Regions from separate parts of the Mus musculus genome. Here region 1 is linked to region 2. Evidence: chromatin loops called from intact Hi-C (ENCODE). Cell type or tissue: heart. All regions are shown on one strand. Each heading gives the region's core, and the rest is flanking DNA. Links, peaks and the distances in the headings are about the cores only.

Region 1 (11,471 bases), core at 1,768-9,767, 750 kb after region 2:
ACCTTTTTAAGTTAGAAAAGCAGCTAGCAAGATAAATAAGTCTAGCAAAAGACTATGAAGCGCAGAGCTTGCTTCGTTTATTGACCCCTTGCCTTTCCACACATTTGTGCACACACACACACATACACACACACACACACACACACACACACACACACACACACACACACCTATCTCATACATACATTTCAGCCACCTTGACACACCCATCCACTCTGTCTCAAAAGCACAAGTTGGATGGGATCAAGGAATGACAACCAAGGTCGTCTACTGGCCTCCATACGAACACACATGTCTGTGTACCCACACACGTGATCATGCAAACACACATACCCACAGACACACAAAAGAACATGCATATAGACCACAGCCGGAAGCCATCTTTTTAAAACTCAAATTCTCATTTCTTTGTGTAAAGATTCAGGCTAACGAAAATGTATATGGACAACCCTTGCTACTATTGCAGGAGAAAAGATTACAATAATTAAAGTGTCATGGATCAAATTTGACAGGATCGGTGACAAGAGCTTCTGTTAGCTACAAATGAAGAACACGTGTAATTAGGAGTAAAATAAGATCGATAAAGGTTACACAAACCTCAGCTGCAGAAAAGACTCTGTTTTTTTTTTTTTTAAGCAATTTGAAAATGAGCCAGCATGTCAATAAGGCAAACATTTATTTTTAGTAGATCCTGGAATCAGCACACTTGAAAGTCAAAGAGTCCACAGTTTCAGATTAAAAGGACCCATGGATGCACATATCCACGGAGACAGCACGTGTCTTTGGTTGATTTCTGAACTCTGTACACAGCAGTGCCCAAAGGAGTCAAGTAGAAAAGAAAACATGACAGCAGCTATCAAAAGATTACTGCTAGTACTCCTTTGAGATTCGTCCTCTTTCATATTTTTACTCATGTGTGTATGTGTGTGTGTGTGTGTGTGTTGTGTAGTATGTACACATGTGTGTACACTTGCACATACCTGAGTACATTTAGAGTCCAGAGGAAGAGGAATCCTGTTCAGATCGACTGTATTTCCTTGAAACAGGGTCTCTCACGGAACAGGGATCCAGGCTGGCAGCCAGTAAACCTTAGATACCTCCTGTCTCTGCCCACCACCCTACACTATGGTACTGTCTTGTTCTACTGTGGGAGTTCTAAGGATGGGAACGAAGGGCCTCATGGTTGTATAGTAAGCTTGTTTACACTCAGAGCCATCTTCTATCCCTGTTTTCACCTGATATGCAAACCTCAACTCTGCTCTTCTCCACTTCTTTCCTCCTGATATTTTCCTACCTGGCTTTCCTCCCTAGCTCCCCAACAGGGAATCTTTAGAGGCCATTTGGGTGCCCATTGTGTCTAGACTTTAGAAAATCAGACAAAAACATGTGCCACCTCAATGGCTGGGTACAACCACAGTACCATTTTGTCTGCTACTTTGGGCTCTTTGACACTCAACTGTGATGATTCAAGAATCTGATGTTGGCCCTTCACGCCAGGCTCTTTGAAAGACAGGACAGCAAGTTCCTCACTCCATTGGGTTAATGTTATAATGCGAGAAGGAAGAGCTTACATAAATAATTGAATAGAATCATGTTTACATGTTTTCTTAATGAGAGTGGTAGCCAGTTGAAATGATAAACTGCATAAATTGGGGACACTTGATAGAAAAGGCATTTGGCACAGACCTTGACATCCTTATGTGAGCAGGGTGGATACCTCTGCTCAACAGAGCCTGGTCCTCATCTGTCACCCAGAATTGGGTGACTGATTCCACACAGTGTACTCAGCTCTCTTCTCCCCATGCCCTCACATTGTTCTATGAATGTCGGTTTCCAACTGTCCTTTAATATAAAGTCACAGCCACACTGAATTAAGGTCCATCTTAAACTTAAGTTGATAGTTTGCAAAGACCCAGTTTAGAAATAAAACCACATTCACAGACACCAGTGGTTAAGTTTTGAGAATCTTCCAGAAGGACAGTACTTATCCCATACTGATGGACAGTACTTACTATGAAGGGAAGGGAACACCATGCTCAGAGTCCAGGAGAAAAGGCAGGGTTTGTGAACGCACGGGACACTGGAGCATCACCTCATTCATTCAGGAGTGTGCGTGCCTTATACACAGACTTAAGAGCACAACGAAGAACACCAACTCAAACGCAGGGACTTAACTTCAAGACTACACATGCTTTAAGACTCAGCACACAGGACACGTTCCTCTAGCATTCTGAAAAGTAGGAGAGAAAATCTTTAGCATCGCTCTGTGTGCCACAGGGTGTCAAAGAGCATAAAGGCTCTTGCTTACCAGTGCAGAGTGAGTCACTTCTAAGATCTCTATGTGGACATACGTGAACTCCAAGACTATAGCATAAATGGATTGCTCTAGTTAGTTTTTCCTAGTGCTGTGACAAGTGCCATGACTAAAAGCAACTTGGGGAGAAAAGAGCTCATTCCACCTTACACTTCCAAGTCACAGTCCAGCAATGAGGGACTTCAGGAAGGAACTGGAACTGAATTTGCATAAGAAATCTCATTCTCTGGGTCCTCCACTAGTATTCTTACATAGCCCAAGATCCCTTGCCAGGGGATGGCTCTGGGCCCTCCTGTATTAATTAACCATTAAGATAATCACTTACAGGCATGTCCACAGGAGATAATCTGATGGAGGCAAGTTTTCAATTGAATTTCTCCCCTCCTAGGTTGTATTAAGTTGACAATATAAACAAGCTTAGACATGGATCATGCTAAGCACTGGGGAAAACAGAATATATTTTCGTAGTTTCTGTTATAGAATTCGGCAGTATAGCCTATAGAATTATAGTGATTCATGGTCAATAATGGTGGAAGTGCTTGAGGGAGGAACAAAAGGAAATGCAGAAAATTCCAGTCACAAAGCCCTACTGAGAATCAGCATGAGTAAAGCAAAGGACTTGACCTCTGTAGCTAAAGGGCTAGAATTCGAGCCCTGCTCTTTCCACCCACTTCCTGGATGACCCTGGGTGAGTCACTTTACCTGCCTGTAAGCCATGAGTCCCATATCTCATCAGCAACGATGCTAGAATAAAGTTCATGCTGGGAGACATGGGAACTGGTGCAATGACATGACAAAAGCAGACACCGGAGCTCAAAATCAAATGTCTCTTCTATCCCCTACACTTTCCTTGAGTGGCTAACTGTCATACCTTTGAACCTTCTCTTTAGCTACTATTACAATAATTCAATTTATAACAATAATTCAAACCCAAATGTCTCTGACTCTCTAAGTGATGTGATGGCAACCATCTCATTGCCATTTATTCCCTAGCATGAACAAGGTGACAGCACAGCTCTGACAAATTTCCTAATGTCTATGGAGTGCCAGGGTAGCCTCACACTGCAGTTTGGATGCTACTATTGACTTCAAGCCTCTTGCTTTCTCTCTCTTTCTCTCTCTCTCTCTCTCTCTCTCTCTCTCTCTCTCTCTCTCTCTCCCTCCCACCCATTATTTTTCCAGTCACATGGGCTTCTTTCTAGTTTCCTGGCCTTTATTCATATTTTCTCCAACCTGGATTCACATATTTAATGTTAAAGGCAAGAATCTACAGATGACAAAGAACATATGTCTTCCTAAGGCTGGGTTACTGTGCTCAAAATATTTTTCATTTTCATATATTTTCCTGAGAATCTCACAATTTCATTTTTACAGCTGAATAAAATTCCATTGTGAGTATATACTTTCATTATCCATTTCTCTGTTGATGGACAGCTAGGCTGATTCTGCTCCCTAGCTATTGTGGATAAAGCCCTGATAAATATGAATATGCAGATGAGTCCTCTAGGTGCCTCTGCTTGGGAACAGTATAGATAGGTCATATGGTAGTTCTATTTTTAGTGTTTTGAAAAACCTCCCTGCTAATTTCCATAGTGGGTCCACTAGCTGATACCCCCACCAACAGCGGATACATGTTTTTCTCTCCCTACATCTTTGCCAGCATTTGTTGTCATTTGTTTGCTTGTTGCTCTTCTGACTGGGATGAGTGGAACCTCAAAATAGTTCTAATTTGCATTTCTTGTTTCTGGGATGGTTTGAGATGTCTCACTTAGATTGTGCTTTGTGAAGATCACCACCCACCCCTACACAAAGCGTCAGCTACCGAGAGCGTATTCACTTCTTGCTAACATCCCGTATAAGACAGCAGTCTGTTCTTATTTGTGAGAGGTACATTCCAAGACTCCTGCATCATGGCAAGAGATTATATTAGTTAGTTTCTGTTGTTGTAATAAAACACCATGACCAAAAGTGACTTAAAGAACATAGACTTTATTTTGGTTTGCAGCTCCAGAAGAATTACATGTCACCATGTTGAGGAAGGCATAGCATGGTGGCAGGAAGCTGGCTGATTACATTTTTTCACATATGCATGAAGCTTAGAGAAAGAATAGGAAGTAGGGCAAGACTAAAAACCTCCAAGTCCATCCCCAGTGACATAATTCCTCTAGCAAATCTCTGCCTCCTACCAATTATATTGACTTCCCAAACACTGACTAGAGACTCAGTGTTCCAATGCATGAGTCTATTGGAGACAATTTACATTCAACCCAGCACAGAGATCACTAACTGACATTAAAGACAAACAATTATAAAATAAAATTGCAATTAAAATAATCTAACCCAAAATCTCTCTCTCCCTCTTCTTCTCCCTCATTCTTTCTCTCTCATTCTCTTTTTCTCTCCCTCCTTCCTCCCTTGTGTGTCTTTCTCTAGATATCTTACTATATTGCTCTGTAATTTCCAACTATTCTTGACCATAACTAACTAAAAATATACAAAGAGAAAATGCAAATAAGTAAAGCTTATTGTGTTCTTAAAAAACTCTTATGTGCTCTGAACATTGTGCAATATACCTATACTTATAGCACTCTGAAGGATATGTCGGAAGGATCCTGAGTTTTAGGCTACCCTGAGCTGCAAGACCTTGTCTCAAAACAACGTCTGCTCCCTATGTGCTGTTATAACTGTGATCCTCACTTGGTATGAAGAGTCAAATGTGCAGAGTGGCTTGCTGGGTTGATGGAATTGCACAGCTGGGGACTGTCCAAGGACCCATATCTAGTCCAGGGGCTGACCTGTTTCCTGTGATTTCTGTGGCCATATTCACCTCTTCCTCTGAGGTTTGCACCAGGAATGTGCTAAGAGGTAACACTGCCACGTCATAGTGGTGCCTTGGGGCTCAGAAGTTCATACTTCCTTATGCTTGGAAAAGTTTTCTGGGGGGGGGGGCGAAGTAGCCACAGATATACTGTAATATACAAGAGGATGGAGACTATTTGACAGCTCAGGGCCAGATGATGGCCTATAGCCCCACCTTCAGGTTACCTTTGTGTTCCAGACACTTCTCATCAGAAAGCACAGATTACATATTCAACCCACACAATCAAAAAAGAACCACAGAGCTGCTGTTTTAAATGCCCCATGCTTCATTTTGCAGCCATCCAAATCGAAATGGTGAGAAACAACTCGGATCTTTATAAAAGGCAGCCACTGTTCCTGGCTTTAGCTGAAGCCAAGAAGGAATGCCACAAAATTGGCCTGAGTCACCAGACTGCACTGCTGGCAAAGAAAGGGTGAAAGCCTTAATCTGGCTTTATCACTTGAAAGTCTGAACTCTTTTCTTCATGCCTGGTGCCATTGCTGTATGATCTTAGGTCTCTCTGCTCTTTCCTGTATCTCTATCCTTTATCACAACATTGTCTCTCCTCTGAATGTTCAAAAGCCTGAAGAACTAGTTTTAGGCATCCATGTCTCCTCAAAGAAGCCATGTTGAGCTTGCCAAAATAATAGTGTGTGGTGTTACTATCCCACACAGTGACTAAATCAAGGTAAGTTACGATCTTCTGAGTCAATCCAGCACTGCATGGTTCCCTGTAACTCCTGTCACCATCCTGCTCACTCCTTCCTATGACGAGCCTTGCTCACTGCCTCCTCCTTGCCTACTCTCACCCGAAGATACACTCATCTTTAGTCTCATCTCCATCCAAAGGTCACTTTCTCCAAGATGCTCTCTGCCCACAAAGCTAAAGGTTTTTCTCCACTCTTACTTCCCACCTTCCTGTGTTTTTGTCATCCTATATATTCCTGTATGAAATCCATATCTATATCATATCCATATTATTCCTGAACATAATTAAATATATGAACTGCATTTTGTTTTAGATATATTCTGCAAGTTTGATGAAAGGGAGGACTTTGTGTTCTATTCATATATTTTTTACTACAGGGAAGAGTGAAAGCCCAGAATAAAGACTGTGGTTTCAACATTCCCTAAACATTTTCCATGTGTGTTTTATCTCAAGTTAGAAATTGAATAAATCTGCTGATTCTGGTCTTGGCAGATGGGTATAGAAGGAAGCCACCAAACTTATCCTTTTCAGTTCTGAGCAATCTGCTGGTCTATACCATATGAGTCTTAGTTTCACCTCTCCTTTTGGATTGTCCATCATAGCTCTAATGAGGAAGGAACCCCACTTTGACACTGCCATGCTTCATGAGAGGATGCTGACCTTAGCTCCCTATGAGGAGATCTAACCTTCAGTTCATCTTTTATCCCAAGCACAGAGAATTAGAGATGAAGAATGAAAGGCTGGGTGATGTCACCACAGAGCACGTGAGACTTGGAGTTTTTGATGCACCCAGCGATGCACAGAGGCTTTGGAGGAAGAAGATACCCACAGGCTCCTTGCATGTCTCCAAAGCCAGCTTCCCCGGTGCCTACCCACGGAGGCTAAGCTCTCAGCTACTCTCAAGAAGAGTGTCCTGCAACTCTTCTATGACCTGCAGAAGTCTTTAGGAAGTGCTTCCTCTCCCATCTATATATAATAAAATAAAATAAAATAAAATAAGCCATTCCTAACAGCACAGTAGTGATGTGCCATTCAGCCCAGTCTCCACCAGCCACAGGCTATTTCTTAGCACTTGAATGTAGTTAGTTTTAATCTATCTGTGCTATTAGGTATAAAATAAACATATATTTTGAATACCTAATAAGAAATAAATATGTAAATATTCCATTGTTAAACTGATTCCAAACAGGAAGATCATATATATTGAATGTTTAAGGAACATGAAACAGATTATTAAATTACCTCTACCTTTGTATTAATTTCTAGGTTCCGCTACTGGGATGTTTAAAGTTGCATAAATAGCTGGAATTTGTAGCTCATACTGCTCTTCCACCTGTTGGCACTGTGACAGGACTATCATTCTCCTTCACTGACCTCGAGAAGAGTACAGTGCTACATCACGAATGAATGTTCCACCTTCCCTCCCTGACCCTGTCTGTCCCCCATAGAATCCATGCATGCTCTGTAAAAGGTGCCACTCCAGGCATAGCACTTGAAGACTGTCAGCTGTACCATGGAAACACTTCCCTTTGTGGAAATCTCACATGATCTCCATAGTCATGTTACATACTGAGTTCTTTAAGAAACCACCAAGCAGTTCCTCCAACTTAATCATCAAATACTCTGGTTTTCTATGTAAATAATAAGTTGCTTGTAAATCACAGATTCTAAAATCTCAAAAGCCTTTTTATGGATATTAATATTCTTATTATTCTTATTATGCTCATTTGTTATTTAATTGATGCTATCATGAAATATCAGGAGGAGTAGACATAAAGTCTATCAAGGAGAACGGGAATAAAATTCAAATACATTAATGATCTGGGAAATCCTAATATTTCATGCAGCCTTGCCTGAAAAGAAAACATTAGCTGTTAATTAGCAGCTCTAAGCCCCCACAAAGGAGAACTGTCTTTCCACACTGGAAACACAGTTGTTCTCTACACTAATGTCTGTGTGGCCTTTTCTACAAAGGAGCTCATTGAGGACAGTAATTTATTCATCCCACATGTCCCTTGGGTCAGGCTGATGTAGCCCTTGGTGTCTGCTTCTAGCCAGTGTTTGAGTGGGGCTGTCATGCAGGAGTATGGTGTGGCAAGCCTTCCCTTGTCTCCCTTCTTAGAGATCCAGTGAGCTAAAATACCTAGTAGAGTTGGTGCCTGTGCAAGTTCATTTGAGGAGGACAGATATTCTTGTGTTTGGGTTCCTGGGATTTTTCAGGGAATCACATAAGATTCTAGGGAACACAAAGAAGAACCAGGAAGACAGAACAAGAAAATGCCAACTTAAACCCTCAAGACTCTGCTTTACAGCAATAGTTCTTTATCTTCTCTTCAACAATTGCAAGCTAGGGTAGAGTTCGTCCTCAGCATACCCACAGGCATGGCTTCCATCCCCACCACAGTATATATATATATATATATATATATATATATATATATATATATATATATATATATATCAAGTCTCTGATTCTTCATATGTATGACAGGAACAATAAACTTTGGAATATGTGCTATTTTAAAGTGAAGAAAGTAAACCAAAGGGAAGCCATCTTTCATTGGGCCCTCTGGAGCAGAGGGACAAAGAGTTGAGGATAAGAAGCTAATCTGAGGTGCCCAGAGCTGATCCTGTGCCACAGCCTTCTATACCCAAATACTGCCAGGAGAGAGCAGATCTCCCAGGAGTGCTGACAAGCCTGTAAGCACAGGTAAGACCACCACTTCAACTCCAAGGTATCTGCCCGGAACCCTCAGAACACAGAAACTGATGAGCAGCCTGAAAAGGAATCCTTTTGGAGGAACCTCCAGACTGATTTCCAGAGTGGTTGTACAACCTTGCAATCCCACCAGCAATGGAGGAATGTTCCTCTTTCTCCACATCCTCGCCAGCATCTGCTGTCAACTGAAGTTTTGATCTTAGCCATTCTGACTGGTATGAGGTGGAATCTCAAGGTTGTTTTGATTTGCATTTCCCTGATGATTAAGGATGTTGAGCATTTTTTGAGGTGCTTCTCAGCCATTCAGTATTCCTCAGTTGAGAATTCTTTGTTTAGCCCTGAACCACATTTTTAATGGGGTCATTTGAATTTCTGGAGTCCAGCTTCTTGAGCTCTTTGTATACATTGGATATTAGTCCCCTATCAGATTTAGGATTAGTAAAAATCCTTTCCCAATCTGGTGGTGGCCTTTTTGTCTTATTGACAGTGTCTTTTGCCTTACAGAAGCTTTGCAATTTTATGAGTTCCCATTTGTCAATTCTTAATCTTACAGCACAAGCCATTGCTGTTCTGTTCAGGAATTTTCCCCTGTGCCCATATCTTCAAGGCTTTTCCCCACTTTCTCCTCTATTAATTTCAATGTCTCTGGTTTTATGTGGAGGTCTTTGATCCACTTAGACTTGAGCTTTGTACAAGGAGATAAGAATGGATCCATTCTTATTCTTCTACATGATAACCGCCAGTTGTGCCAGCACCATTTGTTGAAAATGCTGTCATTTTTCCACTGAGGGTTTTAGCTCCCTTGTCAAAGATCAAGTAACCATAGGTGTGTGGATTCATTTCTGGGTTTTCAGTTCTATTCCATTGATCTACCTGTCTGTCACTGTACCAGTTCCATGCAGTTTTTATCACAATTGCTCTGTAGTACAGCTTAATATCAGGCATGGTGATTCCACCAGAGGATCTTTTATTGTTGAGAATAGCTTTTGCTATCATAGGTTTTTTTTTTATTATTCCAGATGAATTTGCAAATTGCCCTTTCTAATTCATTGAAGAATTGAGTTGGAATTTTGACGGAGATTGCATTGAATCTGTAGATTGTTTTCGGCAGGATAGCCATTTTTACTGTATTAATCCTGCCAATCCATGAGCATGGGAGGAAGATCCAGCAATACCCCTCCTGGGCATATACCCAGAAGAAGTTCCAACTGGTAATAAGAACACATGGTCCACTGTGTTCATAGCAACCTTATTTATAATAGCCAGAAGCTGGAAAGAACCCAGACATCCCTCAACAGAAGAATGGATACAGAAAATGTGGTACATTTACACAATGGATTACTACTCAGCTATTAAAAACAATGAATTTATGAAATTCTTGGGTGACATATCTGGAGGATATCATACTTAATAAGATAACCCAATCACAAAAGAAGTCATTAGATATGCACTCACTGATAAGTGGATATTAGCCCAGAAACATAGAACAGCCAAGATACAATTTGCAAAACACAAGAAAATCAAGAAGAGGGAAGACCAATGGCTTGATACTTTGTTCCTCCTTAGAATAGGAGCAAAATACCCATGAAAGGAGTTACAGAGACAAAGTTTGGAGCTAAGATGAAAGAATGGATGATCCAGAGACTACCCCACCTGGGGATCCATCTCATAATCAGCCACCAAACCTAGGCACTATTGCATATGCCAGCAAGATTTTAATGAAGGGACCCTTGTATAGCTGCCTCGTATGAGGCTATGCCAGTGCCTGGCAAATACAGAAGTGGATGCTCACAGTCATCTATAAGATGGAACACATGGTCCCCAATGGAGAAGCTAGAGAAAGCACCCAAGGAACTGAAGGGGACTGTAACCCTATAGGTGGAACAACAATATGAACTAACCAGTACCCCCAGAGCTCATGTCTCTAGCTGCTCATGTCTCTAGATGCCCTAATCATCCATCACTGGGAAGAGAGGCTCCTTGGTCTTGCAAACTTTATATGCCCCAGTACAGGGGAATGCCAGGGCCAAGAAGTGGGAGTGGGTGGGTAGGGAAGCATGGCAGGTTGAGGGTATAGGGAACTTTCAGGATAGCATTTGAAATTTGAAAAGTATATAAAGAAAATATCTAACAAAGAAAATGAAAAAAAAAGTATCATTTCAGTTTCCATCTGCACCCCAGAGCTGTCCCTATGCCACAGCTCTCCGTAGCCAAATTCCTCCTGGAGAGAGCTGGTCTCTCAGGAGTACTGACACACAGGGTTGCAAGGGGGGCAAGCCAGTCAGAGACAGCAAGAACAGCCAACACCAGATATAAGCAGATGTCAAGATGCAAGGGAAAGAAAATAAGCAACAGACACCAAGGCTACTTGGAATCATCAGAACCCAGTTCTCCCACCACAGCGAGTCCTGGATAACCCAACACACAAGAAAAGCAAGACTCTGATTTAAAAATTACATATCATAATGATCATAGAGGACTTTAAGAAGGGCATAAATAGCTCCCTTAAAAAAATACAGGAGAACACAGGTAAACAGGTAGAAGCCCTTAAAGAGGAAACACAAAAATCCCTTAAAGAATTACAGGAAAACACAACCAAATAGGTGAAGGAACTGAACAAAACCAGTTCAGGATCTAAATATGGAAATAGAAACAATAAAGAAATCACAAAAGGAGACAACACTGAAGATAGAAAACCGAGGAAAGAGATCAGGAGTAATAGATGAAAGCATCAACAAACAGAATACAAGAGATAGAAGAGAGAATCTCAGGTGCAGAAAATACCATAGAAAACATTGACATAACAGTCAAAGAAAATGCAAAATGCTCCTAACACAAAACATCCAAGAAATCCAGGACACAATAAGAA
Region 2 (11,471 bases), core at 1,377-9,376:
TTGTTAGTTACACACATACATACACATACATGCATGCAAACACACACACACACAATTTGCAAATATATAGAGAGAACATTATCTGTCTGTATGCATATTATGCCAGAGCTAACTGTTCAGTATTGAATAACCAATTAGTGACTTTTGCCCTTTATTTTTTAATGTGTCTGTAAAACAGAGTGTGTGCAGGTATGTGTGTGTGTGTGTGTGTGTATACATGAGAAAATATACCTGTATACATGAGAAAATATACATGTGTCATTAGTAGCATGTATGTACACTAGCACTTATTCTATTCATGACATGTTAGTTGGTTGTAGATATGTTACAGTCTCCACCTGTGTAAAACAGAAACTCCTTCGATGAGAAGCAAAATCTACACTTATTGCTTGTTGGGTATAAGGGCTGGTATTTAAAATGTGTGGAGAATATTACAGTTTTAGAAAAGCAACAGTTTCGTAGGCTGTTCAGTAAGGCCTATAGAAGCTGAATAGGTGTAACATACAGGCACTGATTTCCTTCTGTTGGGTGGTGTTAAATTCAGTTTGACTGATATATTTTATCCTCACGATATAAGTGCCACTATTACAGCCTTCAGGATATCTTGCCGTGTTAATTGCTTTATGGTGGTTGGTAGGCATTGTACCTGAGTAGTATGGCTGATCACTCTACTCCTTGGCTTCTTGTATAACACTCACGGATTCCATGAAAACTAGTTCTTATGGAGAAAGATTTCAGGCAAGTTCCATTCGATTCTTCCAAGTTGTGTGTCTGAAGTGTGTGGTGTCTTCAGCAGAGGGGTCTTAATTTCAAGTTCTGGGAGGAAAGCAAAGATAATAAAAACATCCTGTATGATTTTGATCTCCTTGACCTAAACTTCAAAGGGAAACATATCTTGCCTGGCACTGGGGTTTTTTATTAAATAGTATGTGGCTCCTGGGGAAATCTCATATGTGGTAACACCATTTAACACACACAATGCGTCATGTGATGTTGAGATGGAAGTTTAAGGATGAGAGACCAATGGATGGTAGCCAGATCATTGGAGTGCTCCCTCAGAAAAATTTCTGTCACTGGACAAATCTCAGTTACTGCTAGAAAGAGTGAATTCTTATAAAAGTAGTGATCCTGGGCTGCCATTTCCTCTTACATTCATCTTTGCCATGTGACTTCTTTCTCTTTCTCATGTCTGTTCTTGTCTGGTGCCATCTGCCATCCTGGGGTGTAGCCAGAATATTTTCACTGGAAGCCAAAATGAGACCTTCAGTCTCCCAAATTCTAAGGAACAAAACTTTTTTTCTTAATATATCACATAGTTATAGATCCTTTTATTATAGCTGCAAAAATGAGATGCAATACCACTCTTCATTAAATTCATTAATTTATTCCAAATAAGGAAGGTTTATTATTAGAACAGAACATTTTGTCTTCTGCTGGTTTACTCAATTAGTAAGTTGTAGGGAAAAAATAGTATTAAGTAAAAGTTTAGAAAAACTGGTTTAGAGATCTCATGTAATGAAAGTGACTCACAGATGTGCAATTAGTTGATAAATGCAATATACAGAATAAGGCACAAATTTTAGTGAGTGATAATAAAAGTGTTTTCTTTGTTCATTCCAGTAACTAAACCAATGGTTAGATAATCAAATGTTGAGCATGGCACACACTACAGGAAAGAAATAAAGATATGATTTCCTGCATCCTAGTCAGCTTGACAAGGCAGGGATTATTCCCCTTTTAAGAATATCTACTAGTATACTTACTCTGGATATGAGGAGGGACCCCTCCTGGAAACGTTTTGGCAGGCATTATGAATAACTACAGACTACTCTCGGCTAGGAGGATGACTCACTAGACAGATCCAGCCATGCCTGCTATTAGCTTCTTTTTGCTGTGGTTAGATTTCTCTTCGTTGCTGAGGGGAAATGAGATAGAGAGAAATCTACAGCAGCGAAGAGGCCTTGCAGAAGCCGGTTTCCTTGTCTTAACTGACCATTCAACTTGTATGCAAACCATACAGTCTACAGAAAAGAGGCTTGTAATTCATTCAAACACACAAGCTGCACAAATTTCCTTTGAACAACTTCACAATTGAAGATATACCTGCTTTAACACATATTTTTGATAATAAAAGGAAATTAGTTACGTATTTTCATAAATAAAGTATGTTTCTATAAAGCATAGACAGTAAATTGTCATTTTTAAACATTCTCTGGGCGACATTGAACATATTTTTATCATATGTGTTTTCTTAATTTAATATATTAATATCATATACCCCCTCCTTCTTACCCCTCACATGTCTGATCACACCTCCTTCCTCTTCAACAGCAACTGTTGTTCTTACATATACATTTAAACAAATGAATATATTAATCTATTCGGGTGTGTCATTTAACGTGACTTCCATGCATATGTTTCCAGGGCTAATAGCTTGAAATTGGATAATACTCAAGAGACTCATCCCTGGGGAAGACTAATGCTTCCTCTGACACCAATGAGGAAGTGTCTGTTCCTCTCTGTGTAAGGGTGCAATGAGAGTCTCCTCATAAAGTTGGAATGTATTTTGGTCCCACTCCAGTATTACAACTTATATGTATAAAGTCTGATACTCAAGTGTGTGTGTGTGTGTGTGTGTGTGTGTGTGTGTGTGTGTAATAGGCTGCACTCTTCAAAGTTTCACTGTCTCTTGACATCACCATACTTAAATGTACTCTTCAAAGTTTCATTGTTTCTTGACATCACCATACTTAAAGTCTGTCTTCCATCACAAGAACCCTTAGCAACACACACAAGCCAGACCCAACCAAATATGGACTTTATCCAGGAGGGTCAGGGTGTCAGGAAATACCAACTGAAGTCAAGAACCGTCAAGACTCAAGAATTCAGAGACCAAAGTAAGTCTTACATCTGGGCTCCTTATTTCCAGCAAGAGTTTGACTTGACATTGCTGGTTACGGCTTTGAGAGACCTGATTCCAAACGTTTATTTTCTCTTACCGTTTTTATACCCATGAATCCTGGAGCAGCTTCCAGGGACACTTTTAATTCATATAAAACATATAACTATATATTTTATAATTTTGCCTAAATTGTTAGTAATATTGCAGCCGTTTGACCGTAACTGCTTGTTCCATTGGATGACATGTTATGAATGATTTCCCATTTTCCCATTCCAGTAAATAGAGCTCTTTGCTGTTATTTTTAGTGACTGCCTTTTGTACCATTGTATGGTGTTAAATAAATTTCTCCACTCCTCCTGGCTTATTTTTCAATGTTAAAGATATTTAATGTTTGGGTTTTAACCAGAACCAAATATGCAGCTGTGGTGGCTATGAGCAACTAAACTTCGCAAAAAACAAAACAAAATAAACAACAACAACAAAAAAAAAACCTTTTATCATCTTTTATCACCCCTACTTTATTTCGTTTAAGACAGCATTTTAGAGTTGAGCATAAATGGCAATGTTTTAGAATTACTTTAAAATGGTGTGAAATGTTTTATAAGGACTTCGGAAGAGGCAAAAGGTGCAAAGGAATATGTGACTCAAGATGACTTCCCCACTCCCTGGAAAACGTACGTGTTATTAAATACATGAAAATATCCACATCTCATATTCTCTCTAATCTCTAGTTATCTTTACTCACTAAGACACAGAGGTATATTCATCTGAGACATTGGTCAGATTAGCTTCAAAGATTCGTCAGAAAAGTGCATTGTTTGATACTAATCAGGTAGCAAACCTCAATGTCTCAGTGACAATCCCTTCCCCTCCCCCCATTAGCCTAGTTCTCCCTAGAAAAGAATACAAAAGAAAACAAAACAGGAAACAAACACACAAAAGCCTACTCCTACACCATATATTTAAGGCACATAACAAATCATATAAATGGGGTGCATTAAAGCTAACAAACAAGATGTTATTGGTAATTATATAATGCACTTGTACAATCAACATTACCCTCATAAAACTGAGACACATGGACTATCTAAATGCATGACTTTTCAAATAAAAAGCTAAGAAGTGATTGCTGAAGCGGTTTATTTTCTGAGCTGAGAAAATTATTTGGGACAAATATCAAAATTCTCCTCCCTGTCTGTTTTTTCTGTCTACATGCTTACATGATTTTGCAAGTTTGTTCTATGGTTTTAGACACTTATCCTAACTGGGTAGGATCAATTGCTTATGTTTTCATAGTTGTTGTGGCTATTAAATGACTTCCACAGACATGTTTCTAGGTAGTATTTATTTATTCTTCAAATTCAAAACTCTTAAATATATGTTTACACCTTAAATAATTATTATGGGCAATATATAAGCCAGTGGTTTTCAATCGTCCTAATGCTGTGAACCTCATGTTGTGGTGACCCCCAGCCATAAAATTATTTCCATTGCTACTTCGTAAGTGTAATTTTGATACTTTATGCATTATAATATAAATATCATATATGGAGGATATCTGATATGGGAGCCTCTGAAAAGGTGTGCTCAACTCCTAAAGGGATCACGGGACCCACAGGTTGAGAACTCCTGACCGAAGAAGTATTTTCATGCAACAAAGGAAAAGCAAAAGGGTAGTTTGTAGGTTTCACCACTAGAGGGAGTGCCGACCAAGATTTTGAGCCTATAACCTGTGTGACTTTCTGAAGAAGGAAGTTTATTTCCTTAAGTCTGAAAGAAATTGGGAAGCTTATGTCTGCTCCACAAAAGCCTTCCTTTGATTTGTTTTTAAATATTGATTGAATTTTAACATCTATCAGAAACTTTAGGTGCTTCCCCTGTGGCCATCCGTTCAGAACTCCATTCTCTCTTTCTATAACCCTCATGACTTACCTCTGGTCACTAATTCACTGTGATATAGAACAATCACCTGGTGGTGTTTCTGGGTTTCCATTGTTATGCTATGAGGTTATGAAGGTTAATAGGGATATAATCAATTCACTTTTTCTAGCAGAAAGTTGATACTTGGTTAGTGCTCAGAGGATAATAAAAGAAATGAAGAATGAATGGGGAAAAGGTGATGTGATGGAACGTGAAATAACTCAAAAGAAACTTGTTTTTAGGATGAAATATTGGCATAAGACGTGGACTTTTCTGACTAGGGTCTTGATAACGTTGAAGATTAAAAAAAAGGATTGGGGAAAATAAAGAAGTAGTAGCAATTTTCGTTTCTTTTTGATTTTTCATAACATGAAAGTGTTGGCTACCTACTATGCTTTGACCATCCCTGGCCAAACTGAGGCTCCAATACAACAAAGAGCAGCTTACCAATTCCTTTGTTATGGAAATAGAGGGATGTTCGATGGACTGCTTTATAATGTTGCTTTCACATGACATCTCTTCTACCTGGGATCTATATGAGCGAGCTGATGACTGTTTTGTTGGGCAACCATCAGGTACTTTCATGGGGGGAAGTTCCTCCTAGCACATTACCTTGTGGTTCTTGTTTGATTCCTGTTTAGATTGCATCTGTTTGGAAATCTCTGTTCCTAGCAACCTGAGCTGTGTTCTCACTGGTGTGTCAGGAAATCCTAGGCTGGATAGTCTCTTTGGCAGATAAAGTATGCAAATTCAGTACACAACCACAACAGGAATTAAGCTCCTGGCATTTTCCTTACAGACCCAAAGCAAGAAGACTCCTTTCAGCTGGAGGCTTGTCTCCCTAATGGGTCAGCTGCAACATGATCGAGTGAAGGACCAGCATTACCTCCTCCAATTTGGTTTATGATGAAAAAGCCATAACAAATGAGTTCACCCCCTTTCTTTTCTCTCTTCTTCCTCTTCTTCTCCTCCTCTTCCTCCTCCTCCTCCTCCTCCTCCTCCTCCTCCTCCTCCTCCTCCTCCTCCTCCTTCTTCTTTAATTTAAAGACACTTTTTGGATCATTGTGTATAAGATTCTTGATCCCACTGTGCAGGAGAGTTAGCCCTTCATGTCACATCTCATCAACTGCTATCTATGTCCCTGCAGTCAGATAACTGCTCAGTTAAAATGTTGTAGTGAATAAGTCTGAAGAGAAGACACCCGGATGATGCCTGGCTGCAGACCTTTGCTGGGTTTGACATTCACTCATTAATTCCTTCCTTATAATATACATGGACACCTATGCATTCAATTATTATCATGTCAAAGAACCCACTTTCCTACGTCGTCACTGTGATGAGACCATGAGCTTCTTTGCCAAATGCCTTTTAGAATCCGGGTTTTATAACTAGGTCTCTATTTCTTGGTCTAATATTCCTGTCAGAAATCATAGGAATTCAGTTTACCCCAACTCACTCAGAGTGCTATTGATTGCTCACTTCTACATAAGTTCTAATTTATTCAATTATTCAATGTAAATAATTTTAAATGGATTTTCTGTGGTAAGCTGTGATATACATGTACTTTTTTCTTATTTGAAACACTAAAGTTTAATGCTTTGTCTATTTTTGTTTTTCAGATTCAACACCATTTTTTTTGTTTTGATTTTCTCCTCAGATTTTTACTTTTTTTTTTAAACTGTAAATGTCAAGGCCCAAACGTTGATGAGTTTTCCCTAATGTCAACTTCAAGACACTCTAAAATCAATATCAGAATATAATTTGTCTGTCATAGGCTGGGTTTCTGAGCTCAAGAACATTTACAAGGAATTTCTACTCTAATCCATTTCCGAGGATTTCGCTTCCTTGGGACTTTTATTTTACCTCCTAAAGATAGTCTGCCATTCTTCTCAGCTTTTCTGTGACCCACTGACACTTATTAAACAGTGTCAACTCAACTCTCTGCTTTGGGCCCTCAAATCCTTATACTGTGTACTAGACGGTTGAAGGAAGAATTTGTTTGCTCTATGGTTACCCAGGAAGATAAGGGGGGCACTCCATCAGGCAACAGAATCATGACACTAAGAGTTCACATCTCAGCCCCACACATAATGGGGAGACTGAACTGGAATGTGTGTTAAAGCTTTGAACTCTTTGATGCATTTCCTTCAGTAAGGCTGTATTTCTAAAGTATTCTATAATCTTCTCAAATGCTACTACTAACTTGGTACCAAGTTTTCATGTACTTGACCCAACAGGGGATACTTCTTTCCAAGCCATTATACTCTGTATTCCAGAAATGGGGAGAAAAGAAAGAAAATATCAGCAAAGTGTTTTCTAATATTATAGAAAAAATAACCTGACACACACACACACACACACACACACACACACACAGATATATATATATATATATATATATATGACAGCCTTGTTAGGCTTCCACTTGTGAACGAGGGGGAGGTGGAGTGTTAGAGCTGCAAATTCATCATCAAACAACTTCATCAGCTAGGACCCTTTTAAAGGCTTCAGGGAAACAACCTTGCCATGGCAGACATCTGTACGAGATCACAAGAAGAGACATGGATGTGTGTGTGTGTGTGTGTGTGTGTGTGTGTGTGTGTGTGTGTGTGTGTGAGAGAGAGAGAGAGAGAGAGAGAGAGAGAGAGAGAGAGAGAGAGAGAGAGAGAGAGAGAAAGAGAGAGACCAGGTGGGAGGAGACACTTGCTCTTCTGAAAACAACTCATTAAATCAACTGACACCAGAATCCCAATCAACTACACGTGTTAATCTGATGGTGAAAAATCAATGATCTGAAAAGTTTTCTCTAAGACACATCTCTTAAGGTCTAATTTTCTTGCACTGTGACTACAAGGAGATCTGAGTTCCTTTTATGAAACTTTGAGGAACACATTCTAGAACATAGCAAAACCTTTCACAAGTTTCTGAACTTTCCTTAATCAGTGGCATCTGGTTTTGAGATCAGATTTTATATGAAGAGATATTTTCATTCTTTATATACAGTAAGGCTCACATTTTCAACAGGCTCACAGACATGACTTTTAAATCCAAACCTTATGTATTCTGCATAGTATGTGTATGCATTTGTGTGTGTGTGTGTGTGTGTGTGGGTGTGTGTGTGTGTTGAAAGGGCAACAAAAACCTCAATTGTCTCCATTTAACCTGATTCCAAAAAGAAGGTCATAGGCACCAGCTCTAGGAAGAGATCATATAAATCAGAAACATTGTCACATAAAACCCCATCCCACAAAGCTTCTGTAAGGCAGACGACATAGTCGATAAGACAAATCGGCAGCCTACTGATTGGGAAAAAACTTCACTAACCCCACATCTGACAAAGGGCTAATATCCAAGATATATAAAGAACTCAAGAAGTTAATCACACACATACATACATACATACATACATACACACACACACACACACACACACACACACACACACACACACAGTCAAAAAATGGGGTATAGAACTAAACCAAGAATAATTTACAACTGAGGAATCTCAAATGGCTGAAAAACACCTAAAGAAAATTTCAAAGTCCTTAGTGACCAGAGAAATGCAAATCAAAACGATCTTGAGAGTCCACCTTACACAAGTTAGAATGGCTAATATCAAAACTTTGGGTGACAACAGATGTTGGAGAGGATGTAGAGAAATAGGAGCACTTCTCCATTGCTGGTGGGATTGCAAACTGGTACTCTGGAAATCAGTCTGGAGGTTCCTCAGAAAATTGGAAATAAATCTACCTGAAGACCCAGCTATACCACTCTTGGGAATACACCCAAAAGATGCCCCACCATGCCTCAGAGGCATGTGTTCCACTATGTCTGTAGCAGCCTTATTTGTGATAGTCAGAAGCTGGAAACAATGTAGGTGTCCTAAGACAGAAGAATGGATACAGAAAATGTGGTTCATTTACACAATGGAATAGTGCTCAGCTATTAAGAATGAAGAGATCCTGAATTTTATAGGCAAATGGGTGGAACTAGAAAATATCATTCTGAGTGAGGTAACTCAGACCCAAAAGGACATGCATGGTATGTACTCACTAATAAGTAGATATTTAAAAAAAAAAATACAGAATACACAAGATACAATACACAGAATTCAAAAGGCTCAACAAGTTGAAGTGCCCAACACCTAAGCCCCACTTGGGAGAGAAAAGAAAGTAATCACAAGTGGGGAGAGTGGGAGTGACTTGGGAGGGAAAGTAGATTGGTTGGGGTGGACAGTGGTGGGGGTAAAGGGGAACCTGATCTGGTATTGAGTGAGGGAAAAGGACTGAAGCCCTGAGGGCCAGCAGAAAGGATGTAAACAGGAAACCTCAGGAGGTAGGAGGTTGGGGGGACCCCCCAGAATGCACCAGAGATCTGGGAGGTAAGAGACTCCCAGGACTCAAAGAGTGGGACCTTGGGTGAAACGCCCAATAGTAGGGAGAGGGAACTTATAGAGCACACCTCCAGCAGGAAGACAGGACATCAAGTGAGGGATGGGGTTGCCATCCCACAGTCACACCTCTGACCCATAATTGTTTCTCTCTGAAAGAATTATAGGGATGGAAATGGAGAGGAGCCTGAGGAAAAGAAGTTCCCGCAGCAGGCCCAAAGTGGGATCTAGCTCAAAGAGAGGTATCAAGGCCTGACAGTATTACTGAGGCTATGGAACACTCACAAAAAGGGATCTATCATGACAGCCCTCCAAAAGACCCAACAAGCAGCTGAAAGAGTCATATTTAGTTATTTGCCCCAACCAATGGACAGAAGCAGCTGACCCCTGTTGTTGAATTTGGGAAAGGCTGAAAGAAGCTGAATAGAAGGCCAATCCTGTAGGAGGACCAGCAGTCTTAAGTAATCTGGACCCCTGAGATCTTTCTAACACTGAACCACCAAACAGATAGCCTACACCAGCTGATATGAGGCCCCCAACACACATAGAGTAGAGGACTTCCAGGTTTGTGTTCATTCAGAGATGATGCACCTAACACTCAAGTCTGGAGGCCCCTGGGAGTTTAGAGGTCAGGTGGGGTGGGAGGGGGGGGGTGCGTGCATCCATGTGGAGACAGGGTGGGATGGGAGGAGGTGTGGAATATGGAAGAGTTGGAGGGTGGATGGGGAGGAGCAGGGAATGGAATATGGAGTGTAAAAAATGAATTATCAATAAAATTAATTAAAAAAAAACCTTCCCAAAGAAAAGCCTGGAAACAACCACAAAAATATACAAATATCTTATCTAAGAATGATCCACCTCTGCTTGGCAGCCCTATCTCATTCATCCTATTGTTAAATACTCATGATATAGGAATGCAGAACACTGACCACCTGTGACCCCCTAGCATCCTCCAATGCAATTTTTTGATTACCTAGTCCTTCTAGAGAGTTCCCCCAGTTCCCTCTAAGAAGGCCTGCACACCTTTGTCTGGGGTTGCCATTTCGGAGAATGGTTGACCACATGCTAGATATTTCTGCAGAATAAATGCTTTGTATTCATTGCGTACTATCTGTGTCTGGGGTCTTCCGTCACTGATTTTTGGACCCTTACATCATGTGCATTATTTATATTTGCACATATGTTGGGGTGTCCATGATTGCATGAAGGGCAGGAGAGACAACTGTTATCCTGCTCTTCTATTTCTTGCCTATTCGTTTGAAATCAAGCCTGTTACAGACCCTAACTGGAACTTTATCCATCTTGCCTTACATGATCTTTGAGTTATAGAAAAATATCTCCTAATGCAATAGAGATGCAGTGGTGAAGCACTTGAGCAGCATACATGAGCTTCCGGGTTTAATCCCTAGCATGGAGAGAGGCAGGAAGATGGAAAGGAAGAGGAGAGGAGAATGAGCTTAAGCATGAATACACACGCGCACACACACACACACACACACACACACACACACACACGCACACACATGCACACACATGCACACGCACACACATGCACACACACATGCACACGCACACACACACACGCACACACATGCGCACATGCACACACACACATGCACACGCACACACGCACACACATACACAAGCACACACGCACACACACATACACTCACACGCACACACGCACACACATACACAAGCACATATGGTGCACCTAGTTTTAAGTAGGTTCAAACATTGACCAGAAAGAAAACCTCATAATTTTCAGGCTTTTTGTTTTGTGGGGTATATAGGAGGTGCAATTTTGTCAATGTTTCTCAGTAAAATTATCTATTTGGCTTAAAAATATTGTACTGACAATGGCTTAATTTTAAAATGCTTTGCAAAATGGCTGAGCAAGTGTGCTCAAGGCACATGCTTCTAGTGAATACAGATTTAGCATTTATATTGAAAAATTGTCTACTCCCAGAAACCATATTATGAAAAAGAAGAGAGAGATGCAGTAACAATTAAGATGTAAAAGAAAGAACAAAGAACGAGGGCAGGTCTCAGAGTTCTAAGGTGACTTTGTGTTTGTATGGTTTCTCATTTCCTTTCATTTATCCATCTTTTCGTATTCTCTACTGGAACACGTTTTTCTCAGGAGACACAGTCTTCACTGGTGTAAGATCACTGGAAACTTTGTAGAGAAAATGACTCTTTTGTCTTCACTCTCTATTCATCTCCTTTGCTTTTGCCAAAACAAATACATTTGGATTC

The links. Peaks named below come from ENCODE experiments on the same cell type or tissue, not always from the same donor. Only the 100,000 strongest peaks of a DNase experiment are listed, where the experiment ranks them.
Region 1: it touches region 2 in a loop (4-fold over the local background); 2 of 42 quality-filtered maps call a loop at or near these places.

What each region holds. Positions count from the first base shown.
Region 1 is chr5:39,209,172-39,220,642 of GRCm38, reverse strand. Gm40293 (a long non-coding RNA gene) reads left to right here. Exons shown (of 4, transcript XR_868387.1): 4 at 7,150-7,467. Among named protein-coding and RNA genes, the nearest start is that of Gm40293, 92 kb to the left of the region's middle. In heart, for the core only: a CTCF peak has its summit at 5,365; no DNase peak of the experiment used is centred there.
Region 2 is chr5:39,954,314-39,965,784 of GRCm38, reverse strand. No RefSeq gene overlaps it. Among named protein-coding and RNA genes, the nearest start is that of Gm35191, 26 kb to the left of the region's middle. In heart, for the core only: a CTCF peak has its summit at 4,596 (motif pointing right); no DNase peak of the experiment used is centred there.